Linked DNA regions of Homo sapiens: region 2 is linked to region 1. Evidence: chromatin contacts called from ENCODE Hi-C data. All regions are on one chromosome and are shown on one strand. Each heading gives the region's core, a stretch centred on a gene start or an enhancer-like site at or near the end of the contact. The rest is flanking DNA. Distances are from core to core; before and after follow the strand shown. Region 1 overlaps DHRSX (dehydrogenase/reductase X-linked). Region 2 overlaps DHRSX (dehydrogenase/reductase X-linked).

Evidence for each region. Hi-C counts contacts between places; a loop is a spot of excess contacts on that map. Pooled maps may share reads with other maps.
Region 2: a loop to region 1 is called in a map of heart left ventricle, with 13 times the contacts of the local background. The contact joins two enhancer-like sites. A Hi-C loop is called at or near these places in 4 of 168 maps with a recorded cell type or tissue (Right ventricle myocardium inferior, gastrocnemius medialis, heart left ventricle and 1 more) and 6 of 50 pooled maps.

Annotation. Positions count from the first base shown.
Region 1 is chrX:2,338,601-2,345,646 of GRCh38, forward strand. The region is part of intron 3 of DHRSX (dehydrogenase/reductase X-linked); the gene reads right to left. Among named protein-coding and RNA genes, the nearest start is that of DHRSX, 160 kb to the right of the region's middle. Within about 2 kb of position 3,836, at least 2 of the 41 ENCODE cell types and tissues checked have a DNase peak (open chromatin) inside an H3K27ac peak, as active enhancers do.
Region 2 is chrX:2,397,852-2,404,897 of GRCh38, forward strand. All of the region lies in intron 3 of DHRSX (dehydrogenase/reductase X-linked), which reads right to left. Among named protein-coding and RNA genes, the nearest start is that of DHRSX, 100 kb to the right of the region's middle. Within about 2 kb of position 3,545, at least 10 of the 41 ENCODE cell types and tissues checked have a DNase peak (open chromatin) inside an H3K27ac peak, as active enhancers do.

The DNA of each region.
Region 1 (7,046 bases), core at 2,586-5,085:
TGTTAAATAGAGCCTGGCGTCTCCCGTCTGTCTTCCCTCCTGTCTCTTCGTGTGGTCTCTGTACACATACCAGCTCCCCTTCCCGTTCCACCATGAGTGGAAGCCTCCTGAGGTCCTCAGCAGAGACAGATGCTGGCCCTGTGCTTCTTGTACAGCCTGCAGAATCATAACCCAAATAAACCTCTTTCCTCTATAAATTATCCAGCCTCCAGTGTTCCTTTCTAGTGACACAAAACCGACGAAGACACCCCAGCTCTCTCTACCATGGGGTATTTATGTCACTAGTGATGACCGTCCTGACAAGGGGCCAGCCCTGCAGTTCCCACGAGACCACCTACTTCCCACTCCCCATATGAGCTCAGAAACTTCCGGAAGCTGGTACACTCATGGAATGATAATCCATATAATTTCCGCAACGAGATGTGATGTAGTATCATGCTTACTTAAGTGATCCTGAATATACTCTTTTTGTGTGTTTTTCTTTAATTTTCCATAACTTATTGGGTTACAGGCAGTATCTGGTTATATAAGTAAGTTCTTTTTATTTTTTTCTGAGACAGAGTCTCGCTCTGTCAGCCAGGCTGGAGCGCAGTGGCATGATCTCGGCTCACTGCAACCTCCACCTCCCACGCTCAAGCAATTCTCCTACCTCAGCCTCCCAAGCAGCTGGGATTACAGGTGTGTGCCACCAGGCCTGGCTAATTCCTTTTGTATTTTTAGTATAGACAGGGTTTCACCATGTTGGCCAGGCTGGTCTTGAACTCCTGACTTAAGGTAATCCGCTCGCCTCAGCCTCCCAAACTGTTGGGATTACAGGTGTGAGCCACCACATCCGATCACGAGTAAGTTCTTTAGTGGTGATTTGTGAGATTTTGGTGCACCCATTACCCAAGCAGTACACATTCCACACTATTTGTAGTCTTTTATCCCTCGCTGCCCCCTCCCAAGCTCTCCCCAAGTCCCCAAAGTCCATTGTATCATTCTCATGCCTTTGTGTCCTCATAGCTTAGCTTCCACGTATCAGTGACAACAGACGATGTTTGGTTTTCCATTCCTGAGTTACTTCACTTAGAGTAATAGTCTCCAAAGGACATGAACTTGTCCTTTTTTATGGCTGCATAGTATTCCATGGTGTCTATGTGCCACATTTTCTTTATACATTCTATCATTGATGGGCATTTGGGTTGGTTCCAAGTCTTTGCTATGTGAATAGTGCCACAATAAACATACGTGTGCATGTGTCTTTATAGTAGAATGATTTATAATCCTTTGGGTATATACTCAGTCATGTGATTACTGGGTCAAATGGTATTTCTGGTTCTAGATCCTTGAGGAATCCCCACACTGTCTTCCACAATGGTTGAACTAATTTACACTCCCACCAACAGTGTAAAACCATTCCTATTTCTCCACATCCTCTCTAGCATCTGTTGTTTCCTGACTTTTAATAAAGCTGGAAACCATTCTTCTCAGCAAACTAACACAAGAACAGAAAACCAAACACCACATGTTCTCACTCATAAGTGGGAGCTGAACAATAAGAACACATGGACACGGGGAGGGGAACATCACACACTGGGGCCTGTCGAGGGGTGGGGGGCTAGGGGAGTGATAGTATTAGGACAAGTATCTAATGTAGATGACGGGTTGAGGGGTGCAGCAAACCACCATGGCACATGTATACCTATGTAACAAAAACTGCACGTCCTGCACATGTACCCCAGAACTTAAAGTATAATAATAAAAAAAGTAATAGTCTCCAGTCTCATCCAGGTCACTGCAAATGCTGTTAATTCATTCTTTTTTGTGGCTGTGTAGTATTCCATGGTGTGTGTGTGCGTCTGTCTGTGTGTGTGTGTGTATATATATATATGATGTCCATCAATATATACAATGTCCAATGTTCTGGAGTCCACAGTCAGTAATGTCCATCAAGGTACATACACACGTTCACGGACATTATTGCCTGTGGACATCAGAATCTTGACCCACACCTAGGAAATGACTGCATTCAACGTCAGGCGACTGGACTCCCCGCCAGACACCCGCCATTGAGAACAAATAATAAAAGCCACAGTCTTCACCTTGCAAATTGATATTTGGACTTTTGTCATTCAAGGATGCTTTCAATGGTTCGTGTCTACTAGGCTTGGGAGAAAGATAGGCTCGTGAGAGGAGACATCAGACAACTGGCAAATCAGAGGTAGATGAAGCAACAAAAGGAAGGAAAAAGAGTGTGGAAATACCAGCCAACGAGCTGGTGTTCCCAATGGGACCTATGAAAAGATGTTTTGCAGGTGGAGAGAAGAAAGAGGAGACGCAAGCATTTGAGCTGAGCAACGAATATTGCCTGCATTGCGGAGGACCAAGAATGGACAATATCACCAGGTTAGCCTCCTGGGAAATGCTGCACGGGTGGCAGGTTCAGCAAATCAAGGCAGGGGGAGAAAATGGCTGCCGCTCTCTCTCCAGTTTGCGATCCTGGGAAGTTAGGGTGCACGGGTTTACTGGGCTTTGATTTCCTCAGAGGACTGGTTTTACTTACACACAGCAGGAAGCCATAATACAAGGGGCTCTTTTCCCACCACAGGCATCAAGCTGAATCACCGCACACGCTTGCATTCCAGACTCATGTTCTCCAGAGCTTACAGGTTGGGATGGGACCACTGTAACCCATGACCCCAAACTAGGGAGCTTACAAAAGCAGCCATTTAACCTCTCCCAGTCCTGGAGACTACATCTGTGAAATCGAGGTGCCTACAGGGACATGCTCCCTGCTCTAGGGAAGAATTCTTCCTGCCTCTCCCAGCTCCTGGGGGCTCCAGGCATCCCTGGGCTTATGGCCGCATCACTCCAGTCTCTGCCTCCGTCTCCACGTGGCCTTCTCCTCTGTGTCTGTGTCTCCTCTTCCGTCTCTTACAAGGACACCTGTCATTAGATTTAGGATCCACTGCAATCCAGGATGATCTCATCTCCAGATCCTTTTTTACATCTGCAAAGACCTTATTTCCAAATAAAAAATCACATGTACAGATTCAAGGTGAACTTGTCTTTTTTTTTTTTTTGGTGGGGGTGGGGGTAAAATAGAGGCACCATTCAATCCACTACAGGGGTTGAGAAGAAATAAAATATTACAAAATGCTCCCTGATAAGAAATAAAATATTACAAAATGCTTCCTGAATGTGATTTAGAAGTTTTTTTGTTTGTTTTGTTTTGTTTTTAAATGGAGTTTCACTCTTACTGCCCAGGCTGGAGCGCAATGGCGTGATGTCAGCTCACCGCAACCTCTACCTCCTGGGTTCAAGTAACTCTCCTGCCTTAGCCTCCCAAGTATCTGGGACTACAGATGCCCGCTACCACTCCCGGCTAATTTTTTGTATTTTTAGTAGACATGGGGTTTCACCATGTTGGCCAGGCTGGTTTCAAACCCCTGACCTCAGGTGATCTGTCCGCCTCGGCCTCCCAATGTGCTGGGATTACAGGCGTGAGCCACCTCGCCCGGCCGATTTAGAAGCTTTTGTTTGTGGGCGTGAAGGTTCAGTAAGAGCTTCCTCTAGTCCTTGTCAAGATCAAAATTAAAGGCATTATAAACAGAGATGCCTATCTGTCGGCCACATATCCAGAAAATAAATGCTGAGATGAGAATTCTGGTTTCTGAATAGGAGTCTGATATCTGCATTTGGTGTTGCCAAAGCAAGCCCTGACTTCTCTCTTCTCTCATTGAGACAGAGCACACACCCTCACTCCTTGTGTCTCTGAGTCACATGTATCGGGCCATACTCACCTGATACCTCACGGATTGTCCCGGGGCTAGTTCTATTTCTAGCTCCTGGGCAGGACGGTGACCATGAGTTCGACGGTGCCCAGCAAGCCCATCTGGCCAGCACTTATCTGCCTTTGGGTACAGCCTGCCCTTTCTCCCAAGTGTCTGAGCATAAAAATAGCCCACCATGTCAACCCCGCAGATGACAAGCATGTGAGTGGCTAGTTTCTGCCTGAGAACTCTCCCGAGGTCTCCCTGAACACTCACGGATGCCTGGGCTGGCCCAAGATGCAGCAGTAGGTCACTGACAGACTCTCTTCCATTTATTCACAGTTTCCATGATTCCCACGCTCATAGCATCGACATAACAAAAGCAAAGTTAAGCTACAGACTCTGCTCCCGCCCCAACCTCTCTAATAGCTGCTAACAGAGCCAATGGATTGTTTTTTTCAACTTGCAACTTAAACACAACTTTGCCTTCTCCCTGAGTCTTTTAATTCAAACATTCAGTCATTCTCCATCAGGTACGCACAGGAGATACAAAATCAATATGATAACGGTCTTCAGGTTGTGGGTGACAGAGCGGGAGCATGGCCATCTTGAACAAACACCACCATTCTAGGCTCCCCTTGATTAAAAACCGCCTAAATCCAGCCCGAAAACATCAGCCTCATGACTCATGTCAGCATAACCAGAAACATTCCAACCCTAAGATAAACCCGTCTCCGACCAAAAACATACCAACCCTGAGACAGCCTCCCCTCTGACCAGAGATATTCAACCCTGCAATAAACTCTCCCTCACATACAAACATTCTGAACCTATGATAAGCACCCCCTTCCAAAACCCTTAAATGTGCTTAGTCTATAAGAGAGAAGAGCTCTGACCTAACTCAGCCAGAAGCCCCTCTCAGGTTTCTCTAAAATAAACCTGTGTTTAACTGTCAAGTGACATTTCATGCTTCTTTCCTCTTTAATTCTTACAGTGAGTGTGTAGAGCACGCTTGACATAAGTGACTCCACCTTAGAAAAAGATTCCATGTTACATTTCATTCAAAAGGCATCATGCCTACAGGAGCCAGATGTTCACCTGATCAATAAAGACCACATCCAAACAGTTAAGGACACAACCAAACACCCTCTTCCATTGTCAATCCTCACCAGAGGACTCTGTGGTCATGAAAGAACAGGGCTTCAGCAGCTCCAAATGGCTACCTTAACAGATGCCATCTTGCTGTCACTTGTAATCATTACGCAGCATCCACCGCAAAAGGCTCTGCCCCACTGATATCAAAGGCTCTTCCTTGCAAGATGGCGACCACTGATGGCCCTCCAGGGCCAGGCCAGGAGACTTTTTTTTGTCCACATCAATATCCCTGTGCTCCTTTGTTAAGCTTTTTCCTACCCCTTTTCTCTTGATGATAAATGTTACGTTGTTTGATGTAGAATGTTTAATCTATAACATGCATATATTGGTGAAGTGTATTAGTATGTATAGGTTGCAATACTGACTGACTTGGGTCACAGCAGGAGCCTGTGCGCCTGTAGCTCTGACTAAATGCTGCCGGCACACAGGCTCCAGTACTCCAAGGGCTCAAGCCATTTCAGTACTAAATGGGAAGTCCTAAGGAGAATTGCCTCCTTGAAAACTCCGTGCATCTTGGGGCTTCTGTAAACTGAAATAGCATCAATAAAAGGCTGAACTTGTGAAAAGACACAACCATACATGGGCCTGGTTTTCTATCTCTGACCTTGCACCACTCATGAGAGCGGGCTCCAGCAAGCCAGCCAGCAGGAAAGACAGAAAAGGTGAAAACTGATTCAACAAAGGAAGGATACTTGAGCTAGATTAAACATTTTATTACATTTTCTCTGAATTTTTAGCCCATCATCACGGGTCATTAGAGAAATGCAAATCAAAACCACAATGAAATACCAACTTATGCCAGTTAGAATGGCGATCACTAAAAAAGTCAGGAAACGAGAGATGCTGGAGAGGATGTGGAGAAATAGGAACGCTTTTACACTGTTATTGAGAGTGTAAATTAGTTCAACCATTGTGGAAGACAGTGTGGCGATTCCTCAAGAATCCAGAACCAGAAATACTATACGACCACAGACTGGATAAAGAAAATGTGGTACACAGACACACCATGGAATACTATGCAGCCATAAAAAGGATGGGTTCATGTCCTTTGCAGGGACATGGATGAAGCTGGAAACCATCATTCTCAGCAAACTAACACAAGAACAGAAAAGCAAACACCACATGTTCTCACTCATAAGTGAGAGTTGAACAATGAGAACACATGGACACAGGGTGGGGAACATCACACACCAGGGTCTGTCAGGGGGTCAGGGGCTAGTGGAGGTATAGCATTAGGAGAAATACCTAATGTAGATGATGGGTTGATGGGTGCAGCAACCCACCATGGCACATGTATACCTATGTAACAAACCTGCACGTTCTGCACATGTACCCCAGAACTTAAAGTATATAAAAAGAAGCATATATATATATATATATATATATATATATATATATATATATACTGTATTTATTTAATAAAATTTCAAATTAATGATGTAAAAATTTTGAATTTTATAAATTTGAATATGACTTGGCCTGTGACAGAGACAGAGGCCACAAGACCCCTGCAGTCTACCCTATACCCTGCTGCCACAGTGACCTCCCTAACATACACACCTGATCACAAGTCCCCTCAGAGCAGCTTCCATGGCTTCCCCTGCCTCTTGAAATACTGCCCAACTTGTGTTCTGTCTGGGTACTCTTGTTCTGAGGCACCCTTGATCCTTGATTTTATAAGTCCACTTGGCTGAGCCATGGTGCCCACATATGTGATTAAATGTTCTTCTGGGTGTTTCTTTGAGGTTGCTTTAAATGAGATAAATATCGAAATCAGGAGACTTTGAGTAAAGGAATTGGTGGGTAGGCCTGGTCTAATCAGTTGAAGGTCATAATAGAACAAAAGACTGGGCTGGGTGCAGTGGCTCACACCTATAATCCCAGCACTTTGGGCAGCTGAGGCAGGTGGATCATCTGAGGTCAGGAGTTTGAGATCAGCCTGGCCAACATGGTGAAACCTTGTCTCTACCAAAAAAATAAAAATAAATTAGCTGGGCGTGGTGGTGTGTGCCTATAATCACAACTACTCGGGAGGATGAGGCAGAAGAATTGCTCAAACCTGGGAGATAGAAGTTGCATTGAGCCAAGATCGCACCGAGATCGCATCGTACCCCAGCCTGGGCAACAAGAGTGAAA
Region 2 (7,046 bases), core at 2,295-4,794, 59 kb after region 1:
AAGTCGGCGGCAAGTGGAAGCCCTCAGCCTTGTCGTCTAATGGAAGAAGATTAAAAAGTGCCAATATCCTCAGAGCGCGCACACACACACACACACACACACATAGATACATATGCCAACAGGCTGATCTCACACACATAGATACATATGCCAACAGGCTGATCTCACACACATAGATACATATGCCAACAGGCTGATATATTCAGGGTCTGGAGAAGGATTACACAAAGAGATGAGTTGCGGAAGGGGGCTCGCTTGCAGACCCTTGTAGGTGAACAGGGGCAGGGATTAAGGAGCTCATGGTGCTGCAGAAGTATCTCTGAATGGATCAGGGCAACCGTGCATTCAATAGCAAAATATGTCAGTATGACTCATCTCAGAAACAGCCTTGCTTCCAACTGCAGGCGGTGATTTGGCCAGAGGTGGGCTCCAAGACTTGGGAAACACTCGTCAGAGCACCTCTAACCTCTACCTAACTCTAGCCCTAACCCTAAATATTAGGGAAATATGAGACTATGAGTTTTCAAAAAATAGCTGGGTATGGTGGCTCACTGTGCCTGTCATCCCAGCACTTTGGGAGGCTCAGGTAGGAGGATCGCCTGAGGCTGGGAGTTGGAGACCAAAACCCAAAGAGGCTGTGAACCACAACACACCGTCATTTCTGGAAACGCACCGACTATCTGGGAGGCCCATGTGTGGATGTGCTTATTCTTAAGTATTTAAAGGCCCATGGAAAGGCGCTTTTGCTCTTTAGTGAAAATATATACTGGGCTCTATCGAGCCACGAAAAGACGCAAAGAAACGTTAAATGCATATTCCTTTTTTTTTTTTTTTTTGAGATGGACTCTCGCTGTGTCACCTAGGCTGAAGTGCAGTGGTGCGATCTCGGCTCACTGAAAACTCCGCCTCCCAGGTTCAAGCAATTCTCCTGCATCAGCCTCCTGAGTAGCTGGGATTACAGGCATGCGCCACCATGCCTGGCTAATTTTTGTATTTCTATTTATTTGTTTATTTATTTGGAGACGGTGTCTCGCTCTGTCGCCCAGGCTGGAGTGCAGTGGCGCGATCTCGGCTCACTGCAAGCTCCCCCTCCCGGGTTCACGCCATTCTCCCACCTCAGCCTCCCGAGTAGCTGGGACTACAGGCACCCGCCACCAAGCCCAGCTAATTTTTTTTGTACTTTTAGTAGAGACGGGGTTTCACTGTGTTAGCCAGGATGGTCTCGATCTCCTGATCTCGTGATCTGCCCGCCTCGGCCATAGAGATTTGGAAGGTTATTACCACCCTGAGATATGAAGAGCCCTGAAGAGAAGGAACACAATGAGACCTGCGAGGACCAATTAAACTTTCAGAGAGTGTGGGACATCTATGCCCACGCATGAGAACACATACGGTGACCTCAAGGAAAAATTACCAACAGGAACGCATGAGTCTATCTGTTTATCTACGCATATGCCTGTCTACAGCCTGACTCGGGACACTTCTCGAAAACATGAAAGAAACAAAAGGACTCACTATGAAAAGGAAAACAGTCAATAAGGGCCATTTTATGTTTAAAAAAAAAAAAAACACAGGCCAGGCGTGATAGCTCACGCCTGTAATCCCAGCACTTCGGGAGGCCAAGGCAGGCAGATCACAAAGTCAGGAGATCAAGACCATCCTGGCTAACACGGTGAATCCCTGTCTCTACTAAAAATACAAAAAATTAGCTGGGTGTGATGGTGCACGCCTGTAATCCCAGCATCTTGGGAGGCTGAGGCAGGAGAATGGCTTGAACCAGGGAGTCAGAGGTTGCAGTGAGCCAAGATCGCACCACTGCACTCCAGCCTGGGCAACAGAGCAAGACTCCGTCTCAAAACAAACAAACAAAAAGCAAAAAAAAAAAAAAAAACAAAAAAACACAGGGGCTGAGCTTGGTGTCTTACACCTGTAATCCCAGCACTTTGGAAGGTGGGAGGATCGCCTGAGGCCAGGAGTTTGAGACCAGCCTGGGCGACATAATGAGACCCCGTCTCTAGAAAAAATTTAAAAAACAAAATTAGCCATGTGTAGTGGTGCATGCTACTAGTCCCAGCTACTCGGGAGGCTGGGGTAGGAAGTTTCCTACTGAGGAGTTTGAGGCTGCAGTGAGCTATGATCACACCACTGCACTCCAACCTGGGTGACAGAGCAAGACCTTGTCTCCAAAACAACAAAACAAAAAACAAAGGTAATTGTGAATATATGCTGAACCAGAATACACATCCACAATCTGGTTAAAACTTCTCGGGAATAAACATAATTAATCGTTGGCGAACACATTCACATAAAGTGCTGTGATTCCAACTTCAGCACAGACATGATCTCTCAAGGATTCTATGCCCTAAAATCATGTCACAAGAATTCTGTACATTAAAAATGGATACCCAGGGGTGTGGGGAGAATTCCATGCCATCAACACTCACATCATCCTTTTTCCAAGTTTCGCAACCTCCTTAACAATCCTTCTACCCAATCCGAAAGTCTACAGGTTGAAGAAAAATTCTAGGTGTCTTCTTGCCCCAAGATATGTCTGCCTCCTGACTTGGAGTTCTCGCTCTGTTTGATGATGAAGACCAGTAGACACCTACACAGAGACTCTTGCATGTCATCATGAATAACATATGTCCCAGTCATGTGTCACAGGTGAGCCTGTAAAACAGGCACTGAGGTAGATTGTCTCGGGAGCCACTGTGTTTCAGGCACTGAATCAGAGACTCAGAAGATACCTGTGCACAGAATCCATCTCTGCCCTCACAAAGCTCTGATTTTAGCAGGGACAGGCGATGAGGAGGGTGAGTATTCCCAAAACAACAACCCTCATCTCTTGCACGTGGAACGGGTCACAAAGAGCTCTCTTACTGACAACAAGCATTCATCCTACACTTCACTGACTCTTGTATTTTCAATCTACTCAATTACGTTGATGACCTGTTATCAACCTTCATCCTGATTTCACAGTATTCTGTTTTCATGATAAATTCAAGTATTTTATAGGTCATTGGATAGGCCAAAATGATGGTTCACAAAGATCTATTTTCAAAGTAGAAGTGCCTCCCAAGGCGGCGTGCAAAATTTACCTTCTTGACACCCATCAATTACAGAAGGCATTGACCAGTGATTTCTTTTATTGAAAACAAACTTGGTCTAATAACTGGGTGGAAGCACATGAACCAAACAGCTAGTCCCTCTTCTGATGAAGACGGCACAAGCTACTGGAAGAATAATATTTGGGAAGCTTTTTTTTTTTTTTTTTTTTAGATGAAGTTTTTCTCTGTCGCCCAGGCCGGAGTGCAGTGGCATGATCTCGGCTCACCGCAAACCTCCGCCTCCCGGGTCCAAGCCATTCTCCTGCCTCAGCCTCCTGAGTAGCTGGAATTACAGGCACCCGCCACCATACCTGACTAACATTTATATTTTTAGTAGAGATGGGGTTTCACCGTGTTGGCCAGGCTGGTTTCAAACTCCTGACCTCAAGCTATCTGCCCGCCTAGGCCTCCCAAAGAGCTGGGATGACAGGCGTGAGCCATCGTGCCTAGCCAGGAAGCTAAATGAATCAGAAGATGCTGTTTGTGATTAAAGTTACACAATCATTATAGAAAATGAGGACACCGTGCACCTTCCAAAGAGGATACACAGCACGTGTCTAGTCTGATCTCTCTTAGGATTTAGGATTACAGGGGTTCCACCATGGCATGTACGAGCTGCAAAAGAGAATGGGCCTGCCTTCAGTGCTTTTAAGAGTGTTTAACTGGTTATCTCTCCCCATCTGAGTTCATTTGAACACGGCTATGCCTTTCTGTGTTTGCTTTCATGGAGCCGCTGGGGTTTGATTTATTTATATTTGGAGGAGTTTCGGTAAGTGAATGAGACTATTTGTTCTAAGTAAGACAGCTTTCATCAGCACATAATTACCCAGGAGCCACAAAGGTGTGGGCACAATGGCTAAGTGATGATAAGGAGTGAAAACGCTTCCCTGGAAAATCCCTAGCTTGGGAAATGAGCCATCTCGCCCAGATTCCTGAAAACAATCGCGCATTTATAATTCCGAGAGCTCAATTAGCCGTCCTTCTGTGGGCACGTAGCTTCCCATGCCCTGCCCAGCGTGGGATCTCAGAGGAGCACGACTTCAAAGACAGAAAGTACAACAAAGTACGCAGGCCAGAGTATTAACCCAAGAACTAAGGAGAGAGAATTGAGAGCAGGAAAGGCAGGAGGGGAAAGCAGGCTAGACAGGCGCCCAGCATGTTGAAATAATTGTGTGACTGACACTCCACAGCAATCTGTGCTCCTGGAGTCAGGACGTGAGCCGACTTGCTTAAAAATAAATCCACATGGCTGAACCGGGGTTACCCGATGCCGGGATCCCAGCAGAGCAAGAACGAAACAGCACATTCAGCTCCCTCTGTCCCTCGCTGGGCAACTGGAGGTTGTGGGGACAAGAATCAGAGTTCCAGCAGGTGCAGGCCAGTCCAGAGAGAAGCACAATTTAGAGCAAGGTTCGTACGGGTTTGGTGGAGGTGTGCCCAGGTCTCAGCTGAGGAGGGAAGGGATGCCTGTAGGAGCTGTGGTCGTCCATAAGATGTTGTGGGCAGCAGATACCACTCACAGGCAGAGGGCAGACCCTGCCGTGTGGCTGGACCACGGATCTGGGGGCTCCTGAGCCTGGAGGCAGACTCAGTCGAGGTAAAGGCTCAATGGCCACAGCCGAAATGTCCCCACCCAGCTGGGCCTCAGCATCATCTATCAAGGACTGGAGAGTCCCCCAGCAGTGGACATACCAGGGCCACCACTGATGAATGTCCAAACCTGTTCAGATTTTAAACTTTTTTCTTTTAAAAAAAAAAATTGCATGCACACATAGTAGGTGTATATATTTATGGGATAATGAGGTATTTTGATACAGGCATGCAATGTGTAATACTCACATCAGGGCAAATAGGGTATCCATCCCCTCGAGCATTCATCACTTGTTTGTGTCACTAACATTCCAATTACACCTTTAATTGGTTTCTTTTTTTTTTTTTTTTTTTTTGAGATGGAGTCTCTGTAGTCCAGGTTGGAGTGCGGTGGCACAATCTCAGCTCACAGCAACCTCCGCCTCCCAGATTCAAGCAATTCTCCTGCTTCAGCCTCCCAAGTAGCTGGGACTACAGGTGTGCACCACCACGCCCGGCTAATTTTTGTGTTTTTAGTAGAGACGGGGTTTCACCATGTTGGCCAGGCTGGTCTCGAACTCCTGACCTCAAGTCATCCACCTGCCTCGGCTTTCCAAAGTGCTGGGATTCAGGGGTGAGCCACCATGTCCAGCAACTTTTAGTTATTTTTAAATGGACCATGAAGGATTGTTGACTGTAGTCACCCTTTTGTGCTATCAAATACGAGACCTTACTCATTCTATCTAAAGTATATTTTTGTGCCCATTAACCATCTCCACGGCACACCCCATCTTCCCACCCTCTTACAAGATGGTAAAGCTTTTAAACAGCCACAGAAAGTGCAAACGATTCTTTTCTTCTTTTCTGTAAGATTGGCTTAAAGGCCATCGGTATTTATATGCCACAAGTAAACTAACATTTTTTAATGGTGGGGACAAATCATGTATTCGTCATGCTACTTGTCCACAAAACACTGCACTTTAAAAACTGATGATCGAATATCCTACACAAACTTTTCCAAGAAAACAGCAATGATTTGTTATTGTGGTCAGATGCAGTGGCTCACGCCTGTAATCCCAGCAATTTGGGAGGCTGAGGTGGGTGGATATCTGAGGTCAAGAGTTTGAGACAAGCCTGGCTAACACGGTGAAACCCCATCTCTACTAAAAATACAAAAAATTAGCCGGGCCTGGTGGTGGGTGTCTGTGATCCCAGTTACTCGGGAGGCTGAGGCAGGAGAATCGCTTGAACCCGGGAGGCGGAGGTTGCAGTGAGCCGAGATCACACCACTGCATTCTAACGTGGGCAACAAGAGTGAAACTCTGTCTCAAAAAAAAAAAAAAAAAATTATTGGTCAAAATTCATGTTGTCTAAATCTGAAACATTTTCAGAATCTAATAAAATTAAGTTGGTGATTATAAATCATTGTTTCTTGGCTGTCATTTTGGTTAGGTGGATCACATATGTGAATTTTGGGGAACTATATATAGTTTTTAAGCCGTTCAGATTAAAAGCAAAAAGTCATGAGAAAAGAATGCCTCACTTGTCAGTTTCCAGAAACTTCTCTTTGGGCTCCAGATTGATGGTTGAATGCCTTCAGGACAGCAGCAAGTGTACCATTTGAAGGTGCGTGGGGATCATTTAACGGCCTCATAAGAATGCAGATTCCAGGGCCCCGCCCCCACCCCCAGAGGCCCCGATTCACAGATGGGCCCTGGGCACCTGCATTTCTTGTTTACTCCCCGGAAATGCTGATGTGACAGGCCCGGAGAAGGCACTTTTGGATTCATTGTGTTAGAAAATGCCACTCCTTTGAAAACCTGCTGCAAATGAGGAAGGGCCAAGGTGGCAGGGAATAGGACCCCCTGTCACAGATGAAACAGGAATTTTAAAAAATTTAAAAATGTATAAGCAAAAACTCAGTTGTATGTAAGAAAACCCAGTTCTCCCTGAGGAAGAGAAAGAGTTGAAGTCCATTAAAAATTAACTGCCTGTTTTTCTGCGGCTAATAAGCCTTGTCTCTTCCTTTCCCAAGCATTATAAAAACTCTGCTTCTCTAGCTATACAGCTACAAAGTCACTAGGCAAATAATCTCAAATCATAAAACATATTATTCCTTAAAAAATAAAAAATAATATAATGCATGTGTCAATTAAACAACTGTCTTTGTTTCTCACTTCTATGATATACTTCCCCCTACACAGAGCTCCCCCCGCCCCAGAAAATACTTAAAAAATAACCAAACTCTTTGTTCAAAACTCGGTCCTTTAAATGTTAATCCGACGGGGTCGGTACAAATAAATAATTAAATAATTCCTCCTCAACCCCTCGGTGTCTCTAATTCCTTAATTATCCCTCTACACAGAAACC